Regions from separate parts of the Homo sapiens genome. Here region 1 is linked to region 2. The links are chromatin contacts, found by Hi-C in ENCODE. All regions are on one chromosome and are shown on one strand. The core of a region is the stretch at or near the end of the contact, and the rest is flanking DNA. Distances in the headings are between cores, read along the strand shown.

Evidence for each region. A loop is a pair of places that touch in the nucleus more often than their neighbours do. Pooled maps may share reads with other maps.
Region 1: a loop to region 2 is called in a map of mammary epithelial cell, with 8 times the contacts of the local background. The contact joins the enhancer-like site here to the promoter of LINC00502 in region 2. A Hi-C loop is called at or near these places in 1 of 168 maps with a recorded cell type or tissue (mammary epithelial cell), 1 of 37 single-sample maps with no recorded cell type and 4 of 50 pooled maps.

What each region holds. Positions count from the first base shown.
Region 1 is chr10:91,294,933-91,301,507 of GRCh38, forward strand. No RefSeq gene overlaps it. Among named protein-coding and RNA genes, the nearest start is that of PCGF5, 78 kb to the left of the region's middle. Within about 2 kb of position 3,844, at least 4 of the 41 ENCODE cell types and tissues checked have a DNase peak (open chromatin) inside an H3K27ac peak, as active enhancers do.
Region 2 is chr10:91,042,007-91,048,645 of GRCh38, forward strand. LINC00502 (long intergenic non-protein coding RNA 502) reads left to right here and starts at 3,802. Exons shown (of 4, transcript NR_047467.2): 1 at 3,802-3,924; 2 at 5,006-5,112; 3 at 5,895-6,023.

The DNA.
Region 1 (6,575 bases), core at 2,594-5,093, 250 kb after region 2:
TAAGTGATTAATTTGCTTGTTTATGATCTTTCTCTCCTCTCTAGGATGTAAACTCCATATAAGCAGAGACTTTGTCCACCTTTTCTCACCATCATCTCCACTGTACTTACAACATTGCCTGGAATACAGGAAGTGCTCAATGCATATTTTTTGAGTGACAGATCAATTTTTTAAAAAGAAAATTCCATTTTGACAAAACCTATCTTTCATATCCCCCTCCCCAACCCCTCCAAGTTTTTATTGGTGAAGTGACTGGGTGCTGAGGAATCTGAAATTCTCTGCCTCCATATGGTGGGCCTTGAATTAAGGTTGACCTCTTCCCTGTATCATTGGTTCCCATTATAAATGGGTTGAAAACCCATAAGGCCTCCTACATACAAATGTGAAAAAGACTCAAAGTTCTTAAGTGATAGAGTTTCAAGTAACAAAGAATGGGTTGTTTTAAAAGAGAAATCTTGATAATGGTTTAAAGTTAATCCCTTCAAAAGTAAGAGCTAAAAAAGAACATATTAAGTTAGAGACAAGGAACAAAAGCATGTGCTGTCTATCCAGTCGTTGAAAGGTCACAACTGTTTAACCACCAGATAATTCGACCTATTTAGAAGAGTCCAACAAAACCTCAAGAATATAATAGATTATAGCTTAGGAAAAGATCTGCAAAAATATGCACTAAATTGTATTCTGTGGTTACTGTTTCTCTTTAACTTTCCCTTTGCTTTACTGCAGAACCAACATACAGCCGCTCAGGAATGCACATAATCTCAAAGACCCGTGGGCTGTCTTGCCTTTTCTTCGCGAGTGGAATTCTAGAGTTTGGGGACTATGATGCACAGAGAGAAACTGGTCAGGTCCAAAGATCTCAGAACTTAGGGGTTTCATGTTGTGGACAAACAAGGAAGAGAAAAGAGGGAATATGTCAGTCATATCGCCTGGACCAGATGGTTCTGGGTTTGGGAATCCTCATTTCTTGCATCTTACAGTTACTTAATCTATTACTTCTGTGCTTTTGGTTTTCTCTTTACTGTATCAACAGGCTACTGCAGGGGTCATAGCCTGGACATGGCCAACCAGAAAGATACTCAAGGAATGCTCAACAAAAGATAGCAGGTACACTTGATCCCTGCATAGAGCCACAGAAAAATATCATTTGTGAATTTAACTGCTAGAGGCTAATGGAAATAAAATGCAAACAGCCTAAAGAATTTCCAGCTTAATCAATATTCTTTTTTATCTGTAATCTTTATTTGTAAAAGAGAAACCTACTGTTTTTCCCTTAAGTTGTGATGCCAGCATAATGTGATCTCATGCAATGTGGGTGAAAGTTAAATGATTTTTTAAAATAAATGTATAAGAGTAAGTTTAATAAGTAGAAAATTTTGGGATTGAATTTTATTTTCAAGGTAATATTTACAGAAAAATAAAATGAAGCATGTGGTTTGAGGTGAGAAGAAAGTTGGTTTGAGGTGAGGAGAAAGTAACGAGACCCTTTCACTTTTAGCTTCATTCTGTTCCATATCATCAAATTTGTTCCCCGTATCAGGAAGCAACAAACATAAAGAGATAAAAAGTGATCTCAGAAAGGGCAAAATCTATGGTGTACTCCAAATGCTGTATAAGTCCCTTGGGTTTCTTTCTCAGGAAGTCAATTCCCTGTCCCATGACTGCCAGCTAGGGCTTGTGGCTTCTCGCCAATGTTCCCCCATAAAAAAAAAAAAAAAAAAAAAATCAGCTCAAGGTGTGACTGCAGCTCAAGTCTGATCTCTCCTGGTCAACTGGGAAATTTACAGGGGATACTTGCCCTTTACCAGGGAACAAAATTCTAAGCCACAGGAAACAAACTGGAGGAGGATTAATTGTAGGCTGAAAGACTATTGGGATGACAGTGGAGGGAGACGCTTATAAAATGTTAAGCAATGTGTTATTTTTATGAGGTAAGAGACCATATACAAAACAAATCTAATATGTGTGGTTTAGAGCACAGGCTTTGTGGTCAGGGACCTGAATGCAAATATTTCTCTGCCATTTACTTTGGGCAAGTCACCTGCCTCTCTAAGGCTCAGTTTCCTCATCCATCATTTGTGTATGATAAAAAGACAGTGCGGTTCTCAGTAGTCAAGTGCTCAATAAAAAGTAGCCATTCACAGAAGACAAATTTTACATATTCTCACTCATTTGTGGGAACTAAAAATTAAAACAATTGAATTCATGGAGATAGAGAACACAATGATGATTACCATGGGCTGGGAGGGGCAGTAGGAAGTGGAAGACATTGGGGATGGTTAATGGGTACAAAAATATAGTTAGATAGAATAAATAAGAATGTGATAGCACAACAGGGTGACTACAGTCAACAGTAATTTATTGTACATTTAAAAATAACTAAAAGTATAATTGGAATGTTTGTGACACAAAGAAATGATAAATGCTTGAGGTGATAGATACTCCATTTACCCTGATGTGATTATAATGCATTGTATGCCTGTATCAAAACATCTCATATACCCCATAAATACACACTCCGACTATGTACTCATAAAAATAAAAAATAAAATTTAAAAGCAGCTATTACTTTTTAGCTTTTATGAGATGCATAAGCTTTTTAACTAGAGTAATAAGAAATTACGCAAACATGCATAAGTGGAAATTATTAATGTTTCTTTGACAAAAATGTGAGATTGCTTTTATTTAAGGGACATTGTTAGTATGAATGCTTCAAAAACGGAATCAATAGTCATCCTACATTAAATCCAAATCGGTGTACTCTATACATCTGCCTACGTGTCTGCGTAAGCATGGGTGCTCCCCAAATTCCTGTAATTTATAAGAGCTATTTAATACTTACTTTCATTTTTCCTTCCCCACTCAGTTCTTTCATTTCTCCCGAATGAATCAAGGAGAAATCTCCCAGGAAGGCGAAACCTCTGGACCACCAAGTCCTTGAAGTAGGGCGACCCACTGCCACAGTTTTAATGGGAGTGTCCCGGTTTTAGCACTTAATAATCTCATGACCCGGGAGCTCCACTAGTCTTCTGCAAACTGCGATGGTGGTTTCCTCTACCTGGGAGCCTGGCAGCCCCACCAGGCCCTACAGGATTACATCTGTTGACTGCACTCAGTTTTACTTCATTGCAGGTGGTGTTTCTTTCCCTTGGTAGAGTTCTTTCACTAACACCCCTGTGAGTCTTGTCAGATGTGATTAAACTCTGGGCAACACAAATGGAATGAAAAGAGGGAGGTGGAATTGTTTTTTTTTTTTTTTTTTAACGTGAGATAACTGACAGGTAAGACTTGAGATGAACCGGGGGGTTAAAGAAGGGTATGCGTGCCTCTGGGTGCTTTGCTATCTATGTGCTCACACATAAGAAGGAGTATGTGTAATGTACTGAGGAAGAGACCTTGGGAAGCCCGACCTGGGCAGGAGCCCCTGGAAAGTGGGGGAGGGGAAGGCAGCCGTGGCTGCAAAATTGAGGCACACAGTTTCCCATCACGGCCTCCAGAGGGCGCCATCAGCCCGCAGTGGTTCTTTGCCTTTTGAGGGCGGGCAGAAGGAAGAGGATCCACCTGGAGGATGGGTAACGAGAGCTGCAACCCACTTCCTTCAGGGCTGGGGCATGCAAGAACGAGGAGTGGACCGCTCGCAGTGCTTGAATGTCCTCCTTGTTAACCCCAGCTGGGATAAGCACCTCCGCCTCATAAGATCAAAGCTCTTTCATTCCTGCTTTAACTTTGCCAGTTCCCTTTACTTCGGAAAGAATGAGAAACCTCATCCTAGCAATCCCAGGGATCTGTGCCCTCCAGAGGAAGATCTCTGCAAAGCTGTTTACAGCGGGTTGTTTGGAGGCCAGCTTCTCTGGCACGGCGCGGTGTCCCCGTGGAGCGTTTCCAGGGCGCGGAGGCCCTGGGTCACCAACTCGAATGAATAGTGAGTGAGCTGATTGCCGCTCCACGCTGATGGATGTATATTTGTTACATTTGAAGTGTTCTGAGAAAAGAACTGCTTCTGAAAAGAAGAGCTTTGTGTGAGCACAGTGAACATGAAGGGCGAGATTCCAAAACCTTTAGGAGGGTTTTCTTTCTATGCAAGAATGAGCCACAGAAAGCTGTTCCCAGCATCCTCTGCTAATCTAGGAACACCTATGGAAAAGCGTTGTCCCGGTCTCAATCCCAGGGATGGGAATCAGGAAGCACAGAAGCTGCCATCAGAGCCCAGGGCTGGCTCTGTCATTGCCCCTTGGGTGACCTGCCGGCAAACCGCTAGAGAGCCGAGCCTCAGTTTTCTCATCTGTAAAATGAGAGCCCGGTTGTAGGGTACCCAAGTTCCCTCCCAGGTCTGGCACTTCCTGAGGGTCCTATTGTTCACCATAGAGCTAATAATGCTAGTTCTCAATTGTTTTGTTCTTGGGACCCCTTCACAAATCTTAAAAGTACTGAGCCTCCCCCCACCCCATGGATCTGTGGGGGCTTCTTTTGCTATTTGGCAGTCAGTACTAATCAAACTAACTGACATAGAAGAATTTTAGCTTATACTTCATGTGTCTAAGGCTCTCTCCAAGGGCCTTCTCTCTGCCCTATCATGTTTACATTTGTCTTGGTTGATGTAAGGCACTGATTATGGCCTCTGGATGCACATTGGAATCACCTGTAGAGCTGAGACATAACCTCAGACCAATTCCCAGAGATTCTCATCTAGTTGGTCTCTGCTAGGGTAGTGGGGAGGGGGCTACCAGGTGATTTTTAATGTGTAGCCAGGCTTGAGAAGGGCCACTCTGATAGCTCTGTGGTTCTCAAAGTCAGCCGGCAGCATCAGTATTACCTGGGAACTTGTTAGAAATGCAAATTCTCAGGCCTGCCAAGGACCTACTAGGGCAGAGCCCAGGAATCTGTTTTAACAAGCCTTCCAGGTGATTTGAATACATGCTACAGTTTGAGACCCAGTGTTCTCAATTGCCACACCTCCACAGCTTCCACTCCCACCTTCACCATCACCTCCATCAACTAAGTAAGCCCATGAAAATGTTTCAGGTTCCCATCTTCCAAGGTGCAGCTGTCTGTGTTTGCAGTGGTGACAGGGGCTTGGGTGACTGTGGCATCATTTGCATGTGAGAAGCTGCTGGGCTCTTCAGCAAGAATGAACCAAAGGTCACTAAATGCCACACACATATTCCATTCAGCAAATATTTATTGCATAAATATTTATTGAGGTACCAGCCTACTGCTGAGGGCATCACCTTACAGAATGCTTGCTGCATAGGAGATGCTTCAGAAATGCTGGCTGATGAAACCTCAAGGCCTTTTTGCAGCCATTCATGCTGCCTAAGAATTATGCATCCTGTTTACTCTGTCCTTACCTTCGACACATGGAAGCTCTAATCCTTGGGAATCCTGAAAAGCAAGGGTCCCTCTGGCACAGCAACCAAAAAGAAAATCACAACCACACCTAGCCTGTGCTAGCCTTGCCAATGATATTGCTTTTGCAAAGAATGGAAAATATTTGCAAATGGTTGAATGTTGAATCATGGGTTCTATGACATTAATGTTTATAAAATTCCATTTTACTATGGAAACAATAGGCTAATTGTTAGAGTGGATGGAGATCTATAGGATTGTCTCCTCCACACTCACATACTTGTTTTTCTAGAAACTGCCACCTTTCCCATCCGTATTTCTCACAGGAGCTCTCTCTCTCTTTCTCTCTCTCTCTCTGTATATAGTACATGACCCATCAACCTAACTGGCACTCAATCCAAAGTGGGCTACTGACTCTTGACTCCTTTGGTTAGAATTTTTTGGACTTGACACTGAGCAATCTCCCTATGGTGACTGAAGCTGGAAGGTTCAGTATTAGGGTTCTCCATAGATATGGGACCAATAGTGTGTGTGTGTGTGTGTGTGTGTGTGTGTGTGTGTGTGTCTACAGAGAGAGAGAGAGGGAAGATAGAAGATAGATAGATAGATAGATAGATAGATAGATAGATAGATAGATAAAAAGGAATTTATTAGGGGAATTGGCTAAGACAGGTTGTCTGCGAGCTGGAGACCCTGGGATGCTGGTAGCATGGCTCAGTCTAAGTTCAAAGGCCTTGGAACTAGGGAAGCAGGTGGTGTAATTCTCAGTCCGAAGCTGAAGGCCTGAGAACTTGGGGTGGGGTGGAGGAGTGTGGTAAGTTTTAGAGCCTAAAAGTTGGAGCTTGGAGTTCTGATGTCCAAGGGACAGAAGAAAAGTATACCCCAAATCCAGGAGAGAGAGAGAGGAACTCACCTTTTTGTTCTATTCAGGTACCCAGCTGATTGGATGGTGCCTGCCCACATTGAGGGCAGATCTTCCCCACTCAGTCCATTGACTCACATGGCAATCTCCTCTGGAAACAGCCTCCATGACATACTCAGAAATAATCATTTATTTACCTGTTCTTTATTTCACTCGTGTCCATGTGAAGAGACCACCAAACAGGCTTTGTGTGAGCAATAAAGCTTTTAATCAGCTGGGTGCAGGCGGGCTGAGTCCGAAAAGAGAGTCAGCAAAGGGAGATGGGGTGGGGCTGTTTTATAAGATTTGGGTAGGTAAAGGAAAATTA
Region 2 (6,639 bases), core at 2,552-5,051:
GATCATATTCAAAATATCTTCTCTTGTCTCCATCTTCACCACTGTTCCCATCCAAACTAGCACTGTCTTGCTTCTCTACATCTGTAAAATTTCCTAGTGCTGCTTCCAGTCTTGCTATCCTAGAATTCATTATTGCAGTCAGAGTAATGTTTTGAAAACACGAATCATATCTTGCTACATGCCCCTCCCCCTCTGCCTAAAATCTTCCAACAGCTTCCAACTGCCCTTAGAATAGACCATAAGCTGCACAGATGGCTTTCCACACCCTCCGTAACCCGACCTTTCCTCCTGTGCTCTCTGACCTCACTGATTGAGTGTGTGCAGGAGTGTGTTCTCATCCTCACTCACTATGCTCTTACCACTTCTTTGTCCAAACCATGTCCCAACTAATTCTACCTGCTATTCCATCTAGAAAATTTCCTTTTCAGTGGACTCATATTTTCTGGTCTTTTTGCTTCAGGCACACTTAATTCTCTCTCTATCCCTCGAAGTGCAACCAGGGGATCAATGAGGTAAGGAAGAGAAATCAAGATTGGATTCTAGTCCAATCGAGAAATTAAGTCGAGGATGACATTAAGGTTTCTAATTTGGGAGACTAATGAAGGCTGGAACACAGAAGAGGAAGAGCAGGTTTGGAACAAGTGGAAGAAATTTCCAGTGGATAGTTTATTAAATCTTCACCCTTCTTTAGGTCCCTGTTCCTTACCTAGGACATGCAGCCTTCTTTTTTCAGGAAGAAGATGCTAAGCATAGTTAAAGCTAAGCTGTTTGCTATGCTCAGTGTTTGGACTATTTGGCCAATGCTCTTTGCTATTAGTCAGTGCCCAGCTGATCCAGGTGTTAACATTTTTCAATATCACTGTTACTAGTGATCTTTCAAGTTCCATGCTTCCCACTCTGAACCTTCCCTTGCTCTATTCTAGAAGGTCATCCCCAAGAAGCGCTTCTCAACATTTTCCTCCCCGGGACTTCTAAAGGCAGAAACTCCTGGATTTGAGGGTTTAGAGCCATCCAAGAAACAGGCCAAATTTATTTGAAAGCTCTTCTCTTAAATCCTTACAATTCATGAAAATTTATATTCTGCTTCACAAGAAATCTATACTTGTTTCAATATAAAAATAATGTTTAAAAGTACTATCAAGCATCACAGTTTAGAGAATGGGCTTCGAAGTCAGAAAGGTCAGAGTTTGGCTTGCGTCTCTGCCAATTACTTGTTGTTGGACCTGGAGCAAGTTCTTTGACCTCTCTAGGCCTCTGTGTCCCTCATGTGGTTGTTGACCACGTGGTCAATGTTCCATAGATTTAGCACCCTGAGGGCCAGAGTCTATCTTCTCTTCATTTGTGTCTCCCACACAGACACCAGAGGAGTGTCCTGTCCGCAGAAGGCCCTTGGTGTGTGTTCATTCCTCTACATCAGACATTAGTGCACCTAGGGTTATCCCGTTTTTACCACTAGATGGAGAGCACGTATCCTAGAAGTTTTAATCCATTAGTAAGTGAGAGAGCAAACATTTGTCTGTCTTGTCTTCACCAAATCAACTTATTGAATGATGACAGAATCATTAAAACTAGCTTTCAATAAATGCAATTATAAGGTAACTTTATAACTTTCAGAACTATTTCTTTTTTTTTTTTTTTTGAGAAAGTGTCTTACTCTGTCACTCAGGCTGGAGTGCAGTGGTGCTATCATTGCTCACTGCAGCCTTGACCTCCCGGGCTCAAATGATCCTCCCACCTCATCCTCTGGAGTAGCTGGGAGTGCAGTTGCATGCCACCACTCTCAGCTAATTTTTTTTATATTTTTTGTAGAGACAGGCTTTTGCTGTGTTGCCCAGGCTGGTCTTGAATTCCTGGGCTCAAGTAATCCACCTGCCTCGGCCTCCCAAATTGTTGGGATTACAGGCGTGAGCCACTGTGCCCAGCCTCAGAACTATTTATGCTTAAAGTAATGAAAAGGTGAAAGCAAGGGAGAAACATTAACTTCAGGATAGTGGCTACCTCTGGGGATGGGATAAAATGGAATTGGGTAGGACGAGGAAACTCTAAATGTATCTGGCAGCTTATTTCTTACTTAAGAAAAGATATGAAGTAAAAAATGTTGGCCAGGTGCAGTGGCTGACACCTGGAATTCCAGCACTTTGGGAGGCCGAGGAGGGTGGATTACTTGAGGCCAGGGGTTCGAGGCCATCCTGGCCAACATGGTGAAACCCCATCTCTACTAAAAATATGAAAATTAGCCAGGTGGGGTGGCACGTGCTTGTAATCCCAGCTACTTGGGAGGCTGAGGCAGGAGGATTGCTTGAATCCAGGAGGCAGAGGTTACAGTGAGCCAAAATAACATCACTGCACTTCAGCCTGGGCAACAGAGTGAGACCCTATCTCAAAAATAAATAAACAAATAAATAAAATCTACAAAATGTCCAAAAATATTAACTTTGGGTGAATTCTGGGTAGTAGGGGAGAAAACTTAGATGTCTCATTACTTTCTGTATTTCTCTGTTTGAATTTTTTTGTAATTGTAAATGTTTTTTAAGTGAGGGAAAAACTCAAAGGTAAAATTTATGCTTACTGTGTCTAGCTCTATTTATGCTGCCTAACGAGCTCTTCAATGTTCTCAGAGATATGCAATTTGCAAAAGGAAACAACAACAGAGCAAAAACCATACGGATGTCTCTCTACTTGGGCTCTCATGTTGCCACCCTTCTACTGAACCTTACATTTTGCCCTGAAGTTAAGTCTTTTAACGGTCATAGCTTAACTCAATTGCTAATTAGCTCTTGTCTCCAAACTGTATTGTTTTCAACTAATCTGAAAGGTGAAGAAAAGTTGTTTCCATACATCTGTTCAGGTTGGTATTCCATGTAACAAACTACCCCAAAACTTAATGGCATAAGACAACCATTTTATTATGTTCCTGGATTCTGTGGGGCAAGAATTTGGACAGAATACAGTGGGGATACTTTGTCTCTGCTCCATTATATATGGGGTCACAACTTGGGGGTGACTTGACAGTGGGGAGTAACTTACTTGATGACTGAGAGCAAAACTCATTGGGAGGTGTATTCACTCCTGTGTCTGGTTGTTGATACTGGCTCTTGACTGACACCTCAGCTGGGGCTGTCTACAGAGTCATCTACTCATTACAATCATGTCACTATGGTTGGCTCAGATTCCCAGGGAGAGGTCAGAGACTCCCACCTCTCAATGGGAAGGGTGTCAAAGAATTTGCATGCATATTTTAAACCCCCCACAATATCCTTTTAACTCTGTTGTTACAATGAAGTGGTTTGATAAGTCTGGACCCCACTTTCTCTTTGTTTACTCAAGTAATCCGTAGGGGGAACATTTAAGTGTATCCACTAAATTGTCTAGGAACATGTCTGGTCAAGTTATAGCAGCTCAGATTATAAACTAATAAGAGTATTTATTTTATTAGTACTATTCCTTGTGAAAGCAGACTAGTTTTTTAAAAAATGACCATTCAACATAAAGGTATACATCATAAATAACTCATAGAATGAAATTTTCACCACCAATGAAATATTGTCCAAGGCGGACTCCATTATCTATTGCTGCACAGCAAATTACTCTATAATTTATGGCTTTGTGGATTTAAAACAACAAACATTTATTATCTCACAGCCTCTGTGGGTCAGGAATTTGTGAATAGTTTAACTCGGTGACTCTGCCTCGGGGTCTCTCCTGCAGTTTCAGTTAAGATATTGTCTAGGACTGTGTCATCTGAAGGCTTGACTGGGGCTGAAGGAGCTGTTTCCAGCATGGCTCACTCTCATGGCTGTTGGCAAGAGGCCCCAGGTCCTACCATGTGGACTTCTCCATAGGACTGCTTGAGTGTTCTCATGACATGACAACCAGCTTCTTCCAGAGTAAGAGATCCCAAAGAGAGCAAAGAGGAAGCCAGAGGTATCTTTTATGTCCTAGTCTTTGTAAGTGACATGCTATCACCCCTGCCATATTCTCTACATTAGAAAGTGAGTTACTAAGTCCCACTCACATTCCAGGCAAAAGACATCAAACTCCATCTCTTGAAGGGAGGCATAGCAAAGACTCTGTGATGATATAGTAAGACTACCACAGGGAGCTGAAAAAAGGCCTCTCTCACTCCATCTTGAAGGAATCTGCCTTAGGGCATCTGTCCTTATTGAGGAAATGAATGTGGGGAAACAAGTTGTTTCCATATGGAAAATTATACATCAATTTCCACTTTGTCATTCAGGTAGGAAACACACCTGGACTACTCTCTTCTATTCTGCTCCTATCTTCATAGGATAAGAACTATGATTCTTGCCAATAACAGCCTGGGGAATGCTTTGCATGTTTTATATTTACGTGCAACTGTGGTAATATCATGGAAGTATGGGTATTCCAGGGCCTATTCTAATGCCCTCATTGACACGAGGGTTCATTTGGTCAAGTCTCCTGGACAGGTTTGCTCTTTCTTGTATTCCATTCTATTGTGTATCTTTCAAAACTACAAACTTGAATGGTCAGGATGATAGATGGGGCTGTGCTTCAGGTCAAGGGAGATCATAAGATGCAGAAAAATTGCCATCTGCAAAAAGCAAAATGCAATGAAGTGAAATGCAATCCTGAGTGACTGTTTCTCATCTTTAGTGAGGCATTGAAGAAAAGATGCAATTACTCATTCATCTGAGAAAAGGAAACCTAGGGTGCACCCAGTTCAGAAACCTAAAAGAAGATCTGCTAGAATTTCTAACTTAGGAAATACCAGTCTTTAGGATGGGGTAGCTAGGTCACTGACAGGAAGGTGGGGGTCCCTCCCTTCAAAGAAAAATGGTAGGATTGTATCTGGTTCTGGATCTAATTCAACTTGACTACTTAGCAGTAAAGATAAATTGGACCCAAAGAGAAAACTGAAAATCACATTTTCCTGGCAAGTCCTTCAATGGGCTTAGTGTGTTTAGATTTATGAGGGAGTGAATGACCTTCTCTGCCACAGTTTTTTACATTTTCGTTTTTCCAGGACTGATTTTCCATCTGGCCTAACCAGAGTCTGAAGTTGCTGAATCAAACAGAGCCAATAGGTCGGACTTGAGCTGACTGGAGCATGCACAGAGCTGGGAAGCACAAGTATGTTCCTTTTGTAAAGGGCTATCAACCAGATGCCTCCTCCTCCCTCCTCCCAGCCTGCCTCAGATCATGGCCCTGAAAGAGAAGACATCCTGTTTTTCCAACTCAAGAGACACCACTGCAGGGGGAGCAGTAGCAGGCTTGGGGACGTTTTCCACTCAAGAAGCTGGCTATGGGAAGAGGTGGGATGACAGTATTAAATGCAAGGACATTGTCAGACAGACCTGGTTCCTATGCCAGATTCCCAGGTTGGTGGGGGGCGGGTGGGAAGGGTCAGGGAAGGCCAGGGTTTTCTACTCATCTCTAGCAACCCCAGAGAAAACGTGGAAGAGCAGTGCAAAGTTTCCACACACTCGAGAAGAGTTCAAGAGTAGCAGAGCACTGATAAACCCAGGTATCCGGCAGAAGTGAAAAAGTACATTATAAGAGAAAGCCGCAAGACCAGGTGAGGTAATGAACATTGCTGGAGTGCTAGTAACCAGAGGTGGGATACATCTCAGGAGAGGCAGGCTTTGCCAGAATACCATGTAGGCTACCCCACACAGGTGCCATCTAAAGGAGATGGAAGACAATAGAGAAAATCCAGAATTAACTGAATTTTAACATGAAAAGATTGAGAAAACAGAGAAGTTTTCTATAAATAATTAACATTGCATGTTATAATGTTAAGTAAATTAAGTTACATTATACAAAATAATATTATCAATTTTGCACACTCAAGTTTGTGGCTTAAGAAAATTCAAACCTGCTTATCAATGTACCATTCTCTATTGTTCCTACAGCTTACCCTGTATTTCATGCAATACAAAGGAAGATGGCTGTTTGGGGTTGCCGTGTCTCTTAGCAATTAAGGAGATGGCTACAGCCAAGCAGTGTGAAGTGACAGCACCAGAAAGTTTTCTACACCAGAGGTTAGAAAATATTTTCTTTAAAGAGCCAAGTAATGAATATTTTAGGCTTTGCCAACTATACAGTCTCTGTTGCAATTCTTCAACTCTGCCCTTATAGCACAATACATAAATGAATGGGCCAGGCTATGTTCCCATTAAATTTTATTTATGGAAACTGAAATATGAATTTTATATTATTTTTCTGTTTCACCAAATATTATTATTCTTTTGATTCCTTTAAAGTAATATAAAAATGTAAAAACTATTCTTAGCTCATAGGCCATGCAAACACAGGAGGTAGGCTGGATTTGACTACCGGAAGTAGTTTACTAGCCCTTGTTTTTGGCTGGTCACTGATCTCCACACCATGGAAGGAATTAATGTATTCAGGCTCATGGCCCTGGGTAAAAAGGTCCACCTGCTTAGGAAAGTGCTCAGGAGATAAAATCCTCCTGGGAATCACATAATCTTTTTTTTTTTTTTTTAGCATCTTTTTCTTTTCCTTTGTCCTGTGGCTTTTCACGTGGTTTCAAGACAAGTGTCAAACTTTACATTTGACTTAGAAAAGCCACAACTCATATTCAGACTCCTTCTGCAGTGGCAGAAGACTGCTGGGCTCTAAGCCCCAGGAAGACGG